Linked DNA regions of Mus musculus: region 2 is linked to region 1. A link is a loop called in an ENCODE intact Hi-C map of the cell type or tissue named here. Cell type or tissue: left cerebral cortex. All regions are shown on one strand.

Evidence for each region. Peaks named below come from ENCODE experiments on the same cell type or tissue, not always from the same donor. Only the 100,000 strongest peaks of a DNase experiment are listed, where the experiment ranks them.
Region 2: it touches region 1 in a loop (10-fold over the local background); 1 of 42 quality-filtered maps calls a loop at or near these places.

What each region holds. Positions count from the first base shown.
Region 1 is chr2:68,987,966-68,990,465 of GRCm38, forward strand. All of the region lies in intron 3 of Cers6 (ceramide synthase 6), which reads left to right. Among named protein-coding and RNA genes, the nearest start is that of Gm52515, 21 kb to the left of the region's middle. In left cerebral cortex, no CTCF peak of the experiment used is centred here; DNase peaks (open chromatin) are centred at 961 and 1,359; H3K27ac peaks cover 964 bases.
Region 2 is chr2:68,894,904-68,897,403 of GRCm38, forward strand. All of the region lies in intron 1 of Cers6 (ceramide synthase 6), which reads left to right. Among named protein-coding and RNA genes, the nearest start is that of Cers6, 35 kb to the left of the region's middle. In left cerebral cortex, no CTCF peak of the experiment used is centred here; a DNase peak (open chromatin) is centred at 1,521; H3K27ac peaks cover 1,078 bases.

The sequences.
Region 1 (2,500 bases):
TGGAGGATATTATCCTGAGTGAGGTAACCCAATCACAAAAGAACTCACATGATATGCACTCACTGATAAGTGGATATTAGCCCAGAAACTTAGAATACTCAAGATACAGTTTGCAAAACACATGAAAGTCAAGAAGAAGGAAGACCAAAATGTGGATTCCTTCTTGGAATGGAAACAAAATACCCATGGAAGGAGTTACAGAGACAAAATTCAAAGCTGAGACTGAGGGAAGGGCCATCCAAAGACTGCCCCACCCAGGGATCCATCCCATAAACAACCACCAAACCCAGACACTATTGCATATGCCAGCAAAATTTTGCTGACAGAACCCTGATATAGCTATCTCTTGGGAGGCTATGCCAGTGCCTGACAAATACAGAAGTGTATGCTCACAGTCATCTATTGGATGAAACACAGGGCCCCCAATGAAGGAGCTAGAGAAAGTACCCAAGGAGCTGAAGGGGTCTGCAACCCTATAGGAGGAACAACAATATGAACTAAGCAGTAACCCTCAGAGCTTGTGTCTCTAGCTGCATATGAAGCAGAGGATGGCCTAGTCGGCCATCAATGGGAGGAGAAGCCCTTGGTCTTGTGAAGATTATATGCCCCAGTACAGGGGAATGCCAGGGCCAGGTAGGGGGAGTGGGTGGGTTGGGGAGCAGGGCAGGGGGAGGGTATAGAGGACTTTTGGAGAGGAAACTAGGAAAATGAATAGCATTTGAAATGTAATTGAAGAAAATCCATAATATAAAATAAAAGGGAATTGTTATACCTTTCTCAGAGCAAGGGAAAGGCCCCAAGCTTGCTCCAGATCCCTTGCATACCTCTCCAGAAGTAGGAAAATCTTTGTCCTACCATCTAACATGATGTTTTCGTTCTCTGGAACCTCAAAGGCAGCATGATTGCATCTACCGATGTGTCATCCAGAGTTTGGTCATCTGTAAATCTGTTTCATCTTGCCTGCTAATGGGAATTTATTTAAAAGTCATCCGTCCAGGTTTTTTGGTATCTAGCAGGATGGCTTGTACTCACTAACTCTTGGTATGGAATTAAATTGATCTGGTGGCTTTGTAATGATCATGTATGAGTAGTTGTCATATCCACTTTCTACTTTGCTATAGCATCGGGCAGTTAACTACCACCCATCTCTGCCAATATTGTGCGAAATACCTTCAGTGTTTCTGTTAGCATCGTCCTCAGACAGACTCTGTAGGCTCATGTCGATTAACTTCCAGACAAACCTGGAATGATTGCTGAGGAGTTTGCAGTTCTTCTGTCAGCTTCCTCACAGTCCCCGCCACCCAGCACCAGTTACACATCAGCCTACATCCTATGATTCAACGAGGCAAATTGGCTGGATGCGCTCTCCTTCACAAAGGTGCATAAAAATATCCTAGTCAGCTGACAGAGCAGGTGGATTTCTTTTCCCACCCAGAATTTCATGGAAGAAAAAAAAAAAAAGATAAGTAAAAAGAGTGACAGCAACAGCAACAAAACCCTCTGCAATACCCCACAGAAGCTTGCAGCCAACTCCAGGAAATAATTTTGCACCAGCCTCAATGTGATTATGACTCTCGATGCAAAGACCTGTTTTTTCCATGATGCTGAATCGTGGTTTCAGTTGTATTAGCTGGTAGTCTTATGTGCTCATCTGCTGGTTGCTTGTGGACCTCTCTCCTTCCTGAAGACAGTGGCCAGGGATGGGTTCCTGTTAGTTTCCTAACCTGAGCCATCCCCACAGCCCTTCTGTCTTGTGTTTATAGAGTAAGAAATTGACACTTACTTCTTAAGTAGACTCCAATTTCTTGGCCTTAACTTCCTACATTAAATTCCCAATTTTAATTCACAGATTTCTGTTTGCATGCATGTTTGAGCTTGAAAGTATAGAAATAGGACATTTTAAATGACTTCCAGAGAAGGGAACATAAATGAAATAATACTTACTATCTTTCTAAACCACAGAATGACAAGCAATTGAAAAATAAATGCCAAGTTGGCAAAGTTATACAGGTTCTGGAGATGATGTGTATGCTGTGTACGTGTTTTGATGGTGATGCTGGTGATGAAGGAGGTGGGAGTTGCCAGTATCAAGGGTTTTGTCCAACACGAGTGCTGAACGTCATTTTTCTTTTTCTCGTTTTTAAACTTCAAGGGAACTGACTTGCATTCTTTTATTCAGATCAAAAACTCTAGGAAAATTAAGAAACAGACTTATTTAAAAATATATCTCTAAGTGCAGCTAAATTATACATGAGACATGTGCCTTCTATAGAATTTAGAACTTCAGTGTCAACACCAGATTTCTACGTGTGAAAGTTGTTACTACCTGATTGCTAGAAGGAACAACTTCAATTCAGTGTTTGGAATTTTAGTGAATTAAAGGCACCCAGAACGATTTACCTATGTGGACAGATGTTCTATAAGGAACATCAAAGAACCACGGTAAGCATCCAGTGTTATTATACAGTGTTAGTATTCAGGATTTAAGCTCATAATTCAC
Region 2 (2,500 bases), 93 kb before region 1:
TGGACAGTCCTGGCCTCAAGATCCATTTACAGAAGCAAAGGTTATCTGTTAAATGACAAAGGTATCCACAAAAGAAAAACAGTCAAGAAAAGAGGGTGGGTCAAAAGGGCAGCCGTTTGGAGGCGTGAGCTCAGGTGGCACTTCCTTCCGGTCATACTTAAATTTTCTTTGAGGCATGATGTACATGATAGTACACTGAAGTTTGATGTTGAGAAAATTAATAGGCCACTCTTTCCCTAAAGTAATCTGCTCATTTGTACACATGGTTGTAATTTCCATTGCCTTCTCATGCAGAACCTTCCTCTGCCCAGGGCCGTGCTACGGAGCAGGATGGTCCCTATTTTGCTTTTGCCTTTGGACCCATCTGGAGCGGTGGTATTAATTAACTAATTAATATTCACTCCAAGTTTAATGAGTGCAAAAGAGTCTTCCACAGAACCGTCCCAACCCAGCTGTGTTGCTGGAGCCACGTACTTCTTATGTGTATATAGGTATAGGTCTCTGCCTCTTCCTACTCCTGTGAGTGTTAACGCCACATGCTCTGCTCCGAACTATCATCAGTCATATTAGGAGTGTTCTACTTACTAAGTATTTGTTTAATAAATCTTCCCCAAAGGACACGTAGGTGGTGCCCCCCTCCTTTTGGCTGTGCAGAGACTGCACAGTGAGTAATCTTGTCGCTATGTCATTTGACACATATACATGTGTTAGCATCACTGCTTTAAATGGTCCTTGATTGGCAGAAGAGTTGTCAGCTAGTGTTCCTCACAGACCAGCCCCATGAGAAGGTGAGATCATGTCAAGTGGTGAGAGATTTGTATTGCACATATTAGATATGATAAAATTGGTGCTGGTGTTCTTAGCTTAAGGGTCATCCAAGAAAAGGAACTGTGGTCTGGTGGCTCTCCATACTGTCCCAAGCACCTGTCAGACCAGCACAGTGAGTTCTTCTCCATAGTGAGTGTTCAGTTGATAGTGGACACACCACTGTTGCTGAGTCTTACTGATACTCACGAGTTGCTATTGGGGGGTGGGGGGGAGGCGCAGGGGCTTGCAAACCGGGAGAACCAGATGTAAGAGATCCTTATTTGGTATAATACTTACACTATGTCCTCCATTTTATTTATTTATCACGGCAGCCCTTGATTTTTAAGAGTCTTGCCTCACCAATAAGCAGGTTTCACATAAGAGTTTTCTAGATTACCTCGAAGCTTCCACTTAAAGTTCTGTAAAGAAAGCTACTTTTGGCTTAAAGGCTAAGTCAGATTTTATGGACCTGCTTTAACCTTCCCCTGACAATTTGCAACCATTATTACTGGGTTTTAAGTGGTTAGGCATTTTCTCACACTACATATTGGCAAATCGTGTCTGTGTTCTCTTTTGTCCCCGTGGCTGCTATTTATGGTTCTCTTACTGTCTGCCAAGCTGTGAGCTGTTAATTCATGCTTTCAACACACCTGTCTCCAAAGCCTTGAGTCCAATCTGCATTTCTAATCCAGTGTAGGGAGAAAAAGCTGACCTGGATATTTCGTACTTGTGTCTGGAGTGTAGCTGACATGTGGTGAATCAGCCTACAGTGGGCAGAGGGAACTAGGGGAGAGAACTCTGCAAGGAGCCAGATGGAATTCTTTTTAGAGGAAAGAAAAAAGTATCATAGCCATAGAGGGACATTTTAAGGATAAACGGGGGCAGTTTTGAGAGTAGAAGGAATCAACTTGTATTTAAAATTCAGTGAGCATTGACTGTGTGCCTTCTGTATACAGTTAAGACCAGTTTTGGTGTGGCTGCCATGACACCAGAGGGGGTTGGTGGCATTGGTGGGGTGGGTGCTTAGTAATGAGGTCAGAGCGACTGATAAGGCAAAAGTAAAAGAAGCAAAACTAAGTATAGAGAAGGGGTAGGCATTCAAACCCCAGAGGACCTTGATTTAAGTCCCCATTTATAGAGAGTACCATCTTGAGAGACCTTGCAAAGGGCTTTGTGCTGCGTTCAAATGTTATTGTTTCTCTTGTACACTGGATGCCCTCAGCATCCCGTTAACTTGCCAATCATGTCTCTCAGCTATGCTCATCTCAGCCCGTGGATAGATAGCCTACCAGCTTTCTTCTGTCTGGAACTTGCCTACTGATGCTGGACCAGTCATACCATCCCAGTTCCCACTGACTACTACTTGCCTCTGCAGTCACCCATGGTAGTACTTAGCACAGATCTATCTTTGTAATGTGTTTTTAATCTCTGCAGTTAGCTGATAACGCACTTAACAGGCCACATCATATACTGTTTTTTATCTTCGGTTGCGAGCAATTGTTATTTTTGTTTATGTCAACATCCCTCTCCAGTGAAGAGTAGGCTGGGGTAGCCACGTGGCATTTGCACAATGAATGCCTGCACAGCTGTTGGTTATGTACTTGTTGGTGAACATGTTATGGTAGTGTATATTGGAGATGCTAAGCATGCCTACTTACGTGCATATGTTTAAAGGTGGAATAAGTACTGTACT